Regions from separate parts of the Homo sapiens genome. Here all the other regions are linked to region 3. The links are chromatin loops, found by intact Hi-C in ENCODE. Cell type or tissue: dorsolateral prefrontal cortex. All regions are shown on one strand. Region 1 has its middle 580 kb from the start of MIR548AB. Region 2 has its middle 750 kb from the start of MIR548AB. Region 3 has its middle 910 kb from the start of ALCAM.

Evidence for each region. A loop is a pair of places that touch in the nucleus more often than their neighbours do. Peaks named below come from ENCODE experiments on the same cell type or tissue, not always from the same donor. Only the 100,000 strongest peaks of a DNase experiment are listed, where the experiment ranks them.
Region 1: a loop joins it to region 3, with 4 times the contacts of the local background. A loop is called at or near these places in 5 of 110 quality-filtered maps.
Region 2: a loop joins it to region 3, with 10 times the contacts of the local background. A loop is called at or near these places in 14 of 110 quality-filtered maps.

The regions. Positions count from the first base shown.
Region 1 is chr3:104,099,843-104,104,842 of GRCh38, forward strand. No RefSeq gene overlaps it. Among named protein-coding and RNA genes, the nearest start is that of MIR548AB, 580 kb to the left of the region's middle. RefSeq lists an enhancer at 2,761-2,940. In dorsolateral prefrontal cortex, a CTCF peak has its summit at 2,672 (motif pointing right); no DNase peak of the experiment used is centred here.
Region 2 is chr3:104,271,276-104,276,275 of GRCh38, forward strand. No RefSeq gene overlaps it. Among named protein-coding and RNA genes, the nearest start is that of MIR548AB, 750 kb to the left of the region's middle. In dorsolateral prefrontal cortex, a CTCF peak has its summit at 1,993 (motif pointing right); no DNase peak of the experiment used is centred here.
Region 3 is chr3:104,458,637-104,463,636 of GRCh38, forward strand. No RefSeq gene overlaps it. Among named protein-coding and RNA genes, the nearest start is that of ALCAM, 910 kb to the right of the region's middle. In dorsolateral prefrontal cortex, a CTCF peak has its summit at 2,301; no DNase peak of the experiment used is centred here; H3K27ac peaks cover 1,057 bases.

The DNA.
Region 1 (5,000 bases), 360 kb before region 3:
TAGCCATTCTGACTGGTATGATATGGTATCTCACTGTGGTTATGATTTTCATTTCTCTAATGATTAGTGGTATTGAGAATTTTTTCATATTCTTATTGACCATGTGTATGTCTTCTTTTGATATCTGTCCATGTCTTTTGCTCACTTTTTTTGTTTTGTTTTGTTTTTGAGACAGAGTCTAGCTCTGTCACCCAGGCTGGAGTGCTGAGGCGTGATCTCAGGTCACTGCAACCTCCTCCTTCTGGGTTCAAGCGATTCTCCTGCCTCAGCCTCCCAAGTAGCTGGGATTATAGGCACCCACCACCACACCCAGCTAATTTTTGTATTTTTAGTAGATACAGGGTTTCACTGTGTTGGCCAGGCTGGTATCACACTCCTGACCTCATGATCCACCTGCCTTGGCCTCCCAAAGTGCTGGGATTACAAGCATGAACCACCACGCCCAGCCCCTTTGCCCAGTTTTTAATGGGTTGTTTTTTGCTTGTAAATTTGTTTAAGTTTCTTATAGATTCTGTATTTTAGACCTTCGTCAAATGTATAGTTTGAAAACATTTTCTCCCATTCTTTAGGTTCTTTTTACTTTGTTGATAGTTTCCTTTGCTGTGCAGAAGCTCTTCAGTTTAATTAGGTCCCATTTGTCAATTTTTGTTTTTGTTGTAATTGCTTTTGATGTTTTTGTCATAAAATATTTGCCAGGTCCTATGTCCAGAATGGTATTTCCTAGGCTGTCTTCCAAGATTTTTATAGTTTTAGGTTTTATATTTAAGCATTTAATCCACCTTGAGTTGATTTTTGTATGTGGTGTAAGGGGTCCGCTTTCAATCTTCTGCATATGGCTAGTCTGTTTTCCTAGCACCATTTATTGAATAGAAATGAGAATAATGTATATTCTATTGTTTGGAGGTAGAGAGCCCTGTAGTTGTCTATTAGCTTCATTTGGTAAAGTGTTGAGTCCAGGTCCTCAATATCTTTGTTAATTTTCTATCTAACACTGTCAGTGGGGTGTTGAAGTCTCCCACTGTTATTGCGTGGAAATTTAAGTCTCTGTGTAGCTCTCTAACAATTTGCTTTATCAGTCTAGGTGCTCCTGTGCTGGGTGCTTATACATTTAGGGTAGTTAGGTGTTATTTTTGAAGTGAACCCATCTTTGACTTTTTAAAAATCTTTGTTGGTTTAAAGTTTGTTTTGTCAAAAATTAGGATATCAACCCCTGCTTTTTTCTGTTTTCCATTTGCTTGGTAGATTTGTCTGTATTCCTTTATTTTGAACCCATGGGCATCACTGCATGTGGGATACATCTCTTGAAGACAGGATACCATTGGGTCTTGCTGCTTTATCCAGCTTGCCACTCTGTGTCTTTTAATTGGGGCATGTAGCCTGTTTATATTCAAGGTTAGTAGTGATGTGTGCAAATTTGATCCTGTTATCATGTTATTAGCTGGTTAATATGCAGACTTTTTTGTGTGGCTGCTTTATATTGTCAACGGTCTATGTACATAATTGTGTTTTTGGATTGGCTGGTAAGGGTCTTGGCCTTGTCTAGTTAATGCTCATTTCAGTACCTCTTATAAGGCAGATCTAATGTTAATAAACTCCCTCAGTTTGTCTGAAAAGGATCTTATTTCTCCTTCACTCATTAGTCTTAACTCACCTGAATATAAAATTCTTAGTTGGAATTATTTTCTAAGAGTTGAGAATGCTGATAATAGGCCCCCATTCCCTTCCGGCTTGTTTCTGCTAAAATGTCTACTGTTAGCCCGATGACGTTCCCTTTGTAGGTGACCTGCCCCTTCTCTCTAGCTGCCTTTAAAGGTTTTTGTTTGTTTGTTTCACTTCAACCTCTGAGAAACTGATTATTATGTGTCTTAGACATAGCCTTCTTGTGCAGTGTCTTGCAAGGGTTCTCTGCATTTCCAGAACTTGAATGCTGGCCTCTCTAGCAAGGTACTAATAGACAACATCCTGAAATATATTTTCCAAGTTGCTTGCTTTCTTCCCATCTTTTTCAGCGATGCCAATGAATCATAGGTGTGGTCTCTTTACATAGTCCCATATTTCTCAGAAGTTTTTTTCCTTCCTTTTTGTTTTGTGTCTGACTCATTTAGTTCTGAGACCAGTCTTCAAGACCTGAGATTTCTCCTTAGTGTAGTCTATTCTGCTGTTATTACTTGTGGTTGCATTATGCAATTCTTGCAGTGTGTTATTCTGCTCACATCTGTTTGGTTCTTTTTTATAATGTCCATTTTCTCTATCAGCTTCAATGTCATTTTACTGTAATCCTTAGATTCCTTGGATTGGGTTTCCAATTGCTCCTGAATCTCAGTGATCTTTGTTCCTATCTGTATTATGAGTTCTATTTCTGTAATTTCCATCATTTTAGCCTGTTTAATCACTCTTGCTGGGGAATAGTATGGTCATATGGGAAAAAGAAGACACTCTGGCTTTTTGAGTTGCCAGAGTTCTTGCACTAGTTCTTTCTCATCTGTTGTTCTATTACTTGTGGCATAATTTGAGTGCAGTCAGTAAACTTCTTTTCTGAATGTTTTCAGAGGACCAGAACTTTGTGCAGGGTATTTGTTTGTAGCTGAATTCTTGTCTTTGGTTTCACAGGGATGTGTATCAGTCAAGTATTTTTGGTGTTTGCATTTCGTCTGTGATCCAGTAGATGGCGCTTAAGCATATTGACCAGTAGGTAGGCTCTTGCTCAGCCATGTGGCTCCAGTGTATTTCCTCCCAATTGCAGCTGCGCTACCCTCTCACTGCTCTGAAAATGTGGACTCCTCTCCCACTGGAGTGCTGGCTGCATATATCAGCTTGACACTCCTGGGCTGCACACTGCAGCTCTAGGGTGAGCTCAGGCTTTATGTTCTCACCCCAGCTTGAAGACAACAGGGGAAGGGACCTTGGCAGTGATTGTGGTAGATGACCTTTTACTTGTTTCTTGGGGTTCCACCCCAGAGAGATGCAGAACCACTATTAATCAGTACAATCGACCAGGGTGGAGTGGCTGTGCTGTGGGATTAAGCCAAGGGGGGTCTCGCCTGGTGATAAACAGGTGGGACAGGGATGTCATAGGGGAGACAAAGTGGCCTCTTCTCCTTAAGGAAACTACAGCTTGCTGGAGGTGTGGTTAAAGCCCTCCGAGTGTTTGTTACTTCCTAAGTCTGAGGGCAGAAAGGGCAGTACTGTGCAGTGGCAGTGACAGAGGGGCTTTTGGTTATCTCTGGGTGCTTCACCTTAGAAAAATGTGGAGCCATTGCTGCTGGGCATGTTCAACCAAAATGTGAGGCACTACACAGCTAGCCCAAGCTAAGGGCTCCACTTGGTGAAGAACTAGGGCTTGAGGGCTCAAAGGGAGGAGGAAACACTGGGCTCCTCTCCATATGGGGGCTGTGGTGTACTAGTAGGACAAGTGAAGCCCTCAGGCTCTTTGTCTCTTCTGTTTCTTCTCCAGACTGAAGGCAGCAGGGGCAAAACCACTGCTGTTGTTGTGGCAGAGGGGCTGTTGGTTGCTTCTGGGAACCCCTCTCCAGGGAAACACAGAGCCAGTAACAGTGAGTATGCTCACTAGGGGTGGGGCAACTGTTCTGCAGTCCCAAGCCAGGGGCCCTTCCTGGTAAAGAGTACGGGTGGGAGCTCACAGGGAGGAGAGACTGGGGTTCTCTTCGCATGTTGGCTGCAACGAGATGGAGGTGCCAGTGTAGCATCCAGACCCTTTTTCCCTTCCCCAGCTCAAGTGTAGTTAGTGCAATACCGCTGCAACTGCAATGGAAGAGGGGCTGTGTGTTGTCTCTGGGATTTCCTCCTCAGAGAAATGCAGAGCTGCTTCTGACTGAAGTGTTCAACTGGGGGCAGGGTGGTTGTCCTGGAGTCTTAGGCCAAAAGGGTCCACCCAGTGAGAAGTGGGAATGAGGATGTGTATGGAAAACAGTCTGACCAGTTTTCCATGGGGCAACTGCACTGTGCTAGGGATCTGCACCAGAAGCTAGTCACCACTCACATTTCAGAGCCTGAGGGCAACAGCAGTGAGGGCTAAGAGGCAGCAAAAATGGTGGCCTGCCTCTCCCTCTGGGAGCTCCATCCCAGAGAATGGCAAAGCTGCTAAAAGCACTAGAGCCCAAGTGCAGCTGGTGTGGCCATGCTAGGGCCCCATGACAGTGGGCTTTATCCTACAAGGTGCAGTGGAGTCGAGGCCTGCAGTCCATTGCTACTCAGATGCATGGATTCAGCCCCTTTCCTGGGGGCATGTGAAGGAATCTGACCTCCCCCATTGCCAGAGATTCAACTGTTTTTCTGTTGTTTTTTTGTTTGTTTTGTTTTTGTTTGTTTGTTTATTTGTTTTTTGAGAGAGAGTCTGGCTCTGTCGCCCAGGCTGGAGTGCAGTGGCGCAATCTCGGCTCACTGCAAGCTCTGCCTCCCCGGTTCACGCCATTCTCCCGCCTCAGCCTCCTGAGTAGCTGGGACTATTGGTGCCCGCCACCACGCCCAGCTAATTTTTTTGTATTTTTAGTAGAGATGGGGGTTTCACCGTGTTAGCCAGGATGGTCTCGATCTCCTGACCTCGTGATCCACCCGCCTTGGCCTCCCAAAGTGCTGGGATTACAAGCGTGAGCCACCGCACCCGGCCAAGATTCAACTGTTAATGCTGGGGTGCCTGGGGATTCAAGGCTCCTGGGACTCTGTGTACATCTGAAAATACACTATGTGTGTACTATGTAGTGCCCTACATAGCCCTCCTTGTCGGTCTAAATGCTCCAGGAGATCTCCTGAAACCAGGATGGCAAAGGTCTGTGGCAGAAATGTGGGTACCCAGGGACTCACCATTTCCTTATGGTATTGGGGCCTCTCCATCTCCATCCCACTACCAGGTGGGCAATTGTCCTGTTTTGCTCCTCTCCATTCTCCATGTGTCAAATTGTTTTTTTGATGAATCCCAATGTGGCTACTTGAATGTTCCATTTGAAGAGGTATTATTTACTCACCATTTCTTCCTCTTTCAG
Region 2 (5,000 bases), 190 kb before region 3:
CCTGGCTTTTTATTATGTATTACTTTTGAATGTCAACATAAATAACAAACAGAGAAAGGCTCTCTAAAAACATTCAGTTTAATCAAAAATAGCAGGGCATTGCAATGCAAATATGCATGCCATGGCAACCATGGGTACATTCAGGGATGCAGAAAAAACATGGGGTTTGTAAAGGTAAAATGAAGAGGATTACATAAATAGTTTAAAAATATTAATCCTTGGCTACAAGGATCAATAAATAATAAGAGTGAGATCATCCCATGGCTAAATAGGCAGTTGCTGGACAGATGTCCTCACAGAAATACTTTTTTCTGTGTGCAAGATTGCAGTGGTTCTGCCAATATCTCTTGTGATAGTGTTTATCAGGCAAATATGCATGAGACCGCTCCCTTCCAAGCCTTCCTTGGCTCTATTTTGTGAGGGTTTGACAAAAGTGACTCCATTTTGGACCTGACAACTTTTGATCCAAAGCCTTCTGATAAGTATCACTGATTAATCATTATGCGCTTAGGTTTTGATTGTCCTTTGTCTCATCCCACATTGGAAGAAAGAGATTGGTGACAAGTAGTCAGTGTGAAAACCATTTTAGCTACATTTCAGCAACAAAAGAGGGTTAGAAGGAGTAGCCTCGGGCTAAGACTGCCCAAAGTTTATTAATTTGGTCCATTCTCAGGCTGTCATCTCAAAGCACTAGGCCAACATTATTCTGTTAGGAGTTGTATTTCTGCAGAATTTTGAAAGGTAAAGGGTACAAATTTTTAAAAGAATATACAGAGTAAAATTGATAGTAATATTGCAGCCCCAATTGCCACAGAAGTTTTGAGACATAAACCTAGGCTTAAAGTCAACCAACTGAATAAATTATATGACCATGGAGAAGTAGGTAAGACCTGCTGTAAACATAAAGTCTGTCTTTGCATTTTGTGTATTCGGGTCTTGATTTCTCCAGATAAATGTATAAAGGTACAGCATGTAGTTTTACCCATAGCACAGGTAACATCTTGCTAATAGATATTCAGGAGCAATTCAGATATCTAGGACTAGCTTACCATGAAAAGTTAATGAATGTTGTTGAGCACTTATAGCTTTTGCAGTGGGGTCTGCAAGAATTCCTAGGGAAACAGATATATTTGAATCAATTCTACATTAGTAACTACGCTTTACTTCAGCACAAAGGCCCAAACCAAAGTTTGGAATCCCATATTTCACCAGCTGATAACTCAGGTTGACACTTTGATCTAGTAAGAGGGGGCTCTTCCAATAATTACTCCAGTGATCAGTTTTAGACCTATTATGTATAGACAACAAAGTATTTAAATATCCTAGTTCACATTGGCCTTCCATTGTGCATGTGTAGAGCATTTGGAGGCTCATAATGAAGTATCCTACACACAAAAGTAAATATACCCAATAGAAACACAGACAATTCTTTCAACTAAGAATTTTTTGTATATATACAAAATATATACCAGGAATCAGTTATATTGGTACATAATGTTAATATTCCTTGCTCTCAAAATTAAGCCATATATCTATATATATATATATTCATATATATAAATATATATATATATATATGTTTGTGTGTGTGTGTGTGTTAGGGGGATCCAAGGAATGGTTGAAAATAAATGACTCTTTGAATATGGATAGGATTATACTAGTAGAACATTCATTAGAGTAGGTAAGGCAGGAGACAGAAGGTGAAAGTAGGGTTTCTCCTGGGTCAATCTAAGGGTCCTTGGAAGAATGATGTGTCCATGTGTGGCTCTGCTCACAGCACTGTTTGGAGCTTGATTGCTTCTAGGTGAAAAGAGATACATTTTACAAGAAGGTAAAATATAGGGTTAGAATATGAGCGTTAAGATTACCACTGTTAGTGAGGGTCCTATAGACCATAACTGACAGTAGAGTTTGATAGCTGCTAGTTATACCAATGGATTGCAATACCAGTTTGCCTCCACTAGATGTTGCTGTACATTACCGGAAACATTTATATAAAAGCAACATTCCTTTTAGGAAAAGTGGCATTGGATTTTGGAGGCTAGAGTAACTTCAGTATTAGCCTTGGCTAGATTTTTTCCTGCAATTATCAATCGCTTTATGATTCCACAGAAATTCTCTTTCCTTTATAACCTTCTTTGCATAGCCAAGGTTTGACATATTACCAAACCCAATATAGAATAGAATAGAATAGAATAGAGTAGAATAGAATAGAAAAAAATAGAATAAAGAAGTTTTAGCAAATTCAATGATAATAAAACTTTTGTGCTTCCTTTTTGTTGGTAGCTATTATCCCTGATATAAGGATAATAATTACACAAAATATTACAGCAATGGAAACTCTCTATCCAATATTTCCGTTAGAAGGTGCTACCATGTATAGCTCTACTACAAATAGTAGAGTGAGTATAATAATTCCTGCAAGTGTGGTGTAGTAGATAATTTCCATCTAAAATTTTACTTGCTAAGATATAGAATTTCCTTTTGGGGCATCTATGAAATTTCTTGGTTTTATTTCCCTCAACAAAGAAACCTCTGGGTTATGGTCATCCTACTCACTTTCATTACCTGGCAGAATTACAGCATAATTGCCCAGAACTAGCATATTGATCCAGATTTTTACATGACCCATCCTTTTGTGTTTTTTCCAAGCTGCAGGATATCACCACTTGATTCACAGGTAGAAGCAGGGTTAGTCTAAAATGTAGGCAAAAAGCTCAAAAACAATTAGAGACTAGAATTTATTGACAAATATATGATAAGCTTTGGAGCATAATTTGTCTAGTCCTCATTTTTGGTAAAATCAAATTATGATAGGACCATGTTGTTCCTAGAATAAATTTTAGCCTTGTACTTGGCCTGATTATTTGCATAAGGTGCAGCAAGAATGGTTATTTCTACATAGGCCTTTTGGATTGGCTTTGATAAAACTCTATTTCACAAGGAATCTCATTTAAGACCTTTTAAAGCCGAGCCCAGCCATGGGTTTTTATCTTCAAGTATCTGTGAGGTGGGTGATCCTTTTCTCTTAAGATCCCAAGATAAACTTGGAGCTCCTGGACTTGTTAGAAGGTGATATTCTTTACTGAACAGGGACTAAGAACCCTGTGCAGGGACTGTGTAGACAAGATATGAGGTCAGTTCTCTCCAAGAGACTTTTATTGGCTCTGCACATCAAGCTTGATTCCGTAAGTGGAGACCCACCCTTCCATTCAAAGCCTTGGTAAAATAAACAGTTTTTCCAATTGTGTCCTGTTGAGAAAAAATAGATTCTTATTGCACTGATGCAAACTATTATATTGCAATAAGTTAAGAGTACTCACAGATAGTTTCCAAATTCTCCAAGAACCGGGAAGAAAGGAACAAACATGCTCCAGATTTTGTTAACAGTAGTACACCTTACTCAATTATTAAAGACTATAAATAGTTCAAAATGAGTTTCCTTAACTGAAAAATAAAATAAGGATCAGCAGTATTCCAACTAAAAGTAAAAAAGGTTGCATTAACTTTCTGAATGCAGTCCATTTAGTTACCTCTTGTTTTGCTTGACATTCATGAACATTTCAGTTCTTCGTGAGTCTTGTACATTCTTTCTCTATACCAATGTTACAATCTTCAAAGCTATTAAAAACCTGCATTTGAGAACACCTGTTAAAGTTCTATAGCTTGATTATAAACCATCTTTTGAGAAGGAACAAAGCAAGACAATTGTCTGTGAATCACAAAATTTCCATGGTAGTTATAATTAAAATATGACTGACAAAGAAGTTTAGTTATCTCCATGGTTTACAATAACTTTAACCTTAATTATGATTGATAGCATTTACTTAGACATTAGAATATTAGTAATCCCATACAATTTTGAAACATATATTTGTATTATTCACCAATATATAACCTAAAGAAGATTGGACATCATTTTGGCAATCTCATGTGACTAAACATGTCAAATAATCCTGTTTACCACTTCTCTGGATATTTCAGGGGCCCTCTGAACAATCCAGAAAGATAGACATTAGGAAAGACAATTTTGAAACTTGAAGTTTGATTTTGGGAAGCCCATTAAATGTTAGAGGTTTAAAACACTTGGTGTTATGAAATAGAATTGCATATTATCATAAATTATTTACTTTGTAGAAATTATGATTCAAAAAGCAAAAAATCCTTTTATTACCCTTTACTATTGCATGAAAATCCTGTTCAAAGCCAAATTTTATACTTGTATTAGTTTATTAATATTAACCCTCATTCTTAAATAAAATCTCATAGACAATTCCATCTAATCTTAACCAATTTGACCATGAGGTGAAATCTTTACAAGCCCTTAGTAACCCCTTTTGCTAAAGGACAGATTAGTGTATTAAGACAGCCTTGTTGTGCTTTTATTTATGTTCAGTTTATGAAAAGACTATGTAATACCCTTTTGAATTTAGTTAATGGTTACACATTTTTTGCAAGATTAATTTTTACAATCTTTTCACAATTTACTTAAACTTTAAGCTGTACCTTATTAAATTTAAGATAGTCCCTTATAACTGGGCAAAATTTACATTTCCATGCTTTCTTATAATCTTTTACTAAGAAGCACATGTTACTGTTTTTATATGTCTTGCATGTAAAACTGTTTAATGATCTCAAATACATGTTGCACTGTTAACTCTTAGCAACTTTTGCTTTTGGTGAGAAACCTGGTTAGTAAGTGATTTTAATTATGCACCAGCTTAAAGATTAAAGTCACATGAACTAAAAAATGTTTGATTTAAATGCTTATTTTTAAGGCAATTAATTTGAGCTCTTTTATAGACATTACAGATAACACATATATACCAACACAAACACAAACAGACAGAAGATTCAGCACTTGTAAGATTTTTCATTTACTACTTTCTTAATTGGTACTGGCTTCAGGGTGGAGCCTTTGGAGAAATAGGGCCAGGGAGCATGCATTTTAGGGCCTAATAAGCATAGACAGCTGAAGGCAAAGACAGATCCCTAAAAGT
Region 3 (5,000 bases):
CACAAAAAAGGCAATAAGTTGGATTTGGATCATGAGCCATAGTGTGTCAGCCCCTGGCTAGGAGAACTGCCCATGTCAAGGAGCTTAAAATTGGTCTCTATTGTTGGAAAGTTGAACAGTGAGCAGTAGCAGTAGCTAGATCAGTACTGATGAGTGACTTTGCTTTCAGGGCCATGCCTAGCTTCCAGCCCTGCAATGGCTATTTTATGTATGTGTTTATATTGCCAGCATGTGGGTTACCAATTACAGAAACTGGTGACTTTATGAATCATTCTGTTTAGTTAATTTAGTACTAAATTAACTGGTGAACAGTTTCTAAGGTGGTCCTCTGAAACTGCATATAGAGTTTATCTCCCAGCCTCCCTGGAATACATATATCTTACTAAGGCCTCCAATGCACTGGCCACCTCTTGCTCATTTGTTCTTATCAGCTTGAGTCCATCAATACAGTCAACCATTGTGATATTATCTGGATTTCCAGACCTCTCAGGTTTCTTTGAACTTAAATTATACTATAAGGAAGAGCAGACAAGTTTGTGTAGCCTTGGAACAAGACTGGAACTGTTAACTATTATCTCGTCGAAGAGAATCTTGGCTAAACATGGCCAAAGCATGGGTGGAGGAGCCAGTTTCAGAGGCTTTTACTTGTTCCTTACAAATGAAGTTGCCTTTAACCCACAATCCAAGGTATTGCTATGCCAGTCACCCATGTCTATCCCAATGATGTACTGAGGAAGCGGTGAATAGCCATCATAGAGTCTATGTTCCCAGTAGATGACTCACTCTGAACTGGCACTATACCAGGACTCGGTTTACTACCTGCCGTTTATATGCCTCCACTCTTAATATTAGTACAGTGGTGATCCTTTTAATCCTGTATATCAATGTCTATTCAATCCTTGTGTGTCCTCCAAATATCTGGTTATTCCCCAAACACCAGCAATGCTTCACAAAGAAAATACAGCTATACATTCATTTAGGAAAGCATTGAAAGAATTGAGAGACTTTATATTTTAAACACGTGTTGTAGTGCTGTAGGACACTTTCTCCTAAGGATTCATGTTTCCCTTAGTAAGTTCCATGTTTGAAAACAGCTCAGATTTAGAACCTGGGCAAAGGATTATTATGCCTTTCTGTGAGGCCAACTGCCATCAGCCTCCTGAATATACATTCTTGATTTCTTTGGCTTAAATATTTTAAGCAATGCTTTTGTTGGTTGGTCTTCTATCTTGCTCCTGGGAATGCAATGTTTCATTAAGCATCATTTTAGTTCTCTTCAAATCAAACCCTCCATGCTCCCACTAAAAAAATTCGACTTGCTATGAAATTGTACTCACCTTGCTTCTAATAGTTAAGAAACACCACTCAGACTTTAGAATTTTAGGTTTCTAGCATCCTCATTGCTAGCAGAAAACTCAAATAAGTCACTATATCTCCTGCCATCAACCCTAGCCTAAACAGGACAGCCACCAATGAATACCTCATTGGCGCTGGCATCCTTTCCAGTAGGCCATTATTGCAATTATAAATAGAATCCTCTCCAAACTTTTTGTTGCAATATGATTATCTAGTGAGTATCCTGGCCTTATTCATTATATTCATTCTTTAGCATGCCTAAATTTCTGGGCCTTTTGATCCCTTCTTATATCATCTTTGATGAGAGTTCTGGCTTTTCTACTTCACTTTTTAGGTGCTTCCATTTTCCCCACTTTCTAAGAGCCTTTCTAGCAGCATATTAGCATTTTTTTCTGAGATCTCTTGCTAGGATGTTAATGTTATCAGGGAAATATTATCATAATAATAATGTCTATTATCCAAATTTATGTTCTGCTCCCTTTGACTCAGCATCTTCTGTCTCCTACATACTCTCTCAGCCCCTCCTAATACCTATTGGCCAGTCAAGCATTTATAGCCCCTATCATCCATTTGCTACACAAGACTTCCCTGGATTGGTTATGGAGTGACTTAACTCTGGTTATTGGTTTAGTGGCCATAACGGAACTTGGGGATGATTGTGGTGGGGTGGGTTCTTTTCATACAGGGCAGAGTCCTGTGCAGCATATTAAAGAAAAAAGATCAGTTTCTTAGCTGCTAAGAGTGGGGATTGAAGCACCACTTCTAAAACTTGAGAGATTTTAGGGAATCTGAGAGTTTTATGTACCAACCCAGATGTTTCCTTTTAGAGATTTCAGTTGCATTCCTTCCCAGTCAGAGTCCTGACTTCAGCACAGCAGACCTGCTTAGTTGAAAATGCAACATTCTTTGAAGTTCTGTTACTGGACCTGATTTTCAGCTTTCTCTGCCCTCTAGCTGCAGGAAACTAGATATCTTCACTTGCTGCCAAGGAAGCTTTCTGGCTTTCACATCTAGCCTTTAATTACTGATTAATTATCCTCAACCTTTTATTATCTTTTGCCACAAAGTTCCCCAAGCAAAATTCATCCCATTCAAAAGTCATCAATCTAATTCTTTATATTACAAATGACTGATAATATTGTGCCTATTAGTATATTTTCTTCCACAGTTTATTCTATCCCAGTTCTCCTTGAGTGAACACTTTAACAATTGTGCTGCTATCTTAAGCTGGGCTGTCTCTGTTCCACTACCACCAGTGAGGTGCTCTGCCATCTGGCCAACTTATGATCCAGCTCTAAAATATTAGCATGAGGCCCACTTTCTTTGCCAATAACCATTATCAACTATTATATGTTGTTTACCTGGAAAGCAGACATTGAGGTGGAAATTGGCATGTGGAAATGTATTGGGGAATGCATATCAGTGAGGGAAGGAAGGAGTCAGAATTAGACTAAAGGAAAACTTAGCTTCAATGAAGTCAGAACAAGGCCTTGTGAAACTGGAATTACTTTTCTGATTTATCTTTAGTTGGGGAAAAGGATAGGGAAAATACAACTCCAAATAGGCCAGTCACTGGTTTTAGGCTGACCCTAGAAAGAATGTGTGATCTTGTCAGCCATATCTGGAAAGAGCTGCCAGCTGAGAGCTCTTAATCAGCAACACTCTCAGAAGTTGAAGCGAGGGTTTTGCTAGTTGAGTGCACTGTGCATTACCTTAAGGTTACCACTATTTTGTTTCATGTTACATGAATTCTCAGCAGTGTTTGATAGTCATGATGTGTATGAAATGACATGATTTGTTTTTTATTCATCTTCTGGTTACTACTTTTTTTTTTTTTTTTTTTTTTTTTTTTTACATATAATGTCTTCTTTTCTTGCTCTAAACTTGCTTTTTAGATTATCTCATCTATTCCCTGACTTAAATATCAGCTATATAAATCAGGACTCCATAATTCATGTCTCTAGTCCACATCTTTCCTCTGAGTTCTAGGGTCCTATATACATTTGCTTGTTGGACAATTCTGCTTCATTGTCTAAAAGGTAATTCAAAATTAAATCTCAAAAGTAAAAGAACAAATTTTGACCTTATTCATTATCCCAGTCTAAATCTGTTTGTCTACCAGTTTCCTAATTGTCAGCAAATGTAATTACTATCTAGCCTGGTGATCATATCAGAAATCTTGAGGTTATTATTTATACCTCCTATGAGCCTCACCCTGAATCCAATCCATAATCAAGGACTATCAGTTTTCTCTACTGCCTTAACCTTATTTTAAGCTACCATATTTCTATTCTAGACAAAGTCACTAGTCTCCTTACTGATTTCTTGATTCTATTCTTGTCTCCTCATCACTTTCATCATTCAGTATTGAGAATAAACCTCTCAAAGCATAAATCAGGTCATTTCACTGCCACCATTTAAATAATTTTTTGTAATATTATTTATAAATTAACATCTCCTTATTATAGCCTACAAAACCCATCTTGCTTGTGGCTTCTCATTATCTTGGCTTCCCCAATCTATATTTCCATTTCACCTCCCTATTCTCATGTCCTCAAATACAGCAAGTTATTTCACATATCAGGGTCTTTCATATGACTTTTTGTTTTTCTGCATCAAACTTTCTTGAATTCTTCGTATGACTGACACCTGCCTCCTTTTCTTCAGACTTTAGCTTGTCACATTCTCAGAGAGGTCTTCCCTGCCCACTGTTTCTGAGTATAGCCCCCACACTTGAAGCTTGTTATTCTCTATGCCTGCACTGTGATCATTTACATAACTTATTGCCATTTCCCATCCTATATTTTTTAGTTGCTTGTGGTCTCTCTATTCTAACAGACTTGGAGCTTCATGCAAACTTAGACTTCATCTACTTTATTGTGTTTGTTGTTCATTTATGTGAATATTTGCCTGAAATACAGTGGGCTTTTATTATATATTTTATGAATATACATAAATATCAATTTAGTGAATACAAATTGGTTTTTACAGATGAATCACAGGAAGCTAATGCTGCCGTGGGTACTTCTACATTGTAGATACCTAATATATCCTGAAAACAAGGACATTTACTTTTTCAAATAAATCATTTTTTGCTACATGAATGGGAAGCTTCCAGTGAAAATTTCTAGTCTTATTGTGAGTACAAGGCTGGAGTGAAGCCACCCAAAATAGTATCAAAGTTTAATTAAATTAACACATCAGATATAACACATTTAATCATTCTAACGATTGAAACCATTTTACCCTTATTTGACAGCAAAACTACTTATAGACCAACTGCAAGGGATTTTAAGATATTTAGGATTTAAAAAAAAAAGAAAATTACGAATACCTCTGCAATCAAAGGAGAAGTAAGTGAATTTATCACTTACTTGATGCTTTACAGTTTTTTATAGTTTTCTGAAATTTGAATATTTTATAATGAAATACATATTATTTTGAATATAAAATTATTCTATTATTAATTATTCTATTATATTTTTACACCTCATTTTTTACTGAGGCCATATATTATCTTGACTGCCTTTGATTTGTTTCTACTTCTTTGCAGCCACTTTCTGCATCCTTATACTCACGGGCGGCAATATCATGAAACTACTTTTAAATGCCATGATCTTAAAAAAATTCATTTGTTATTTTAT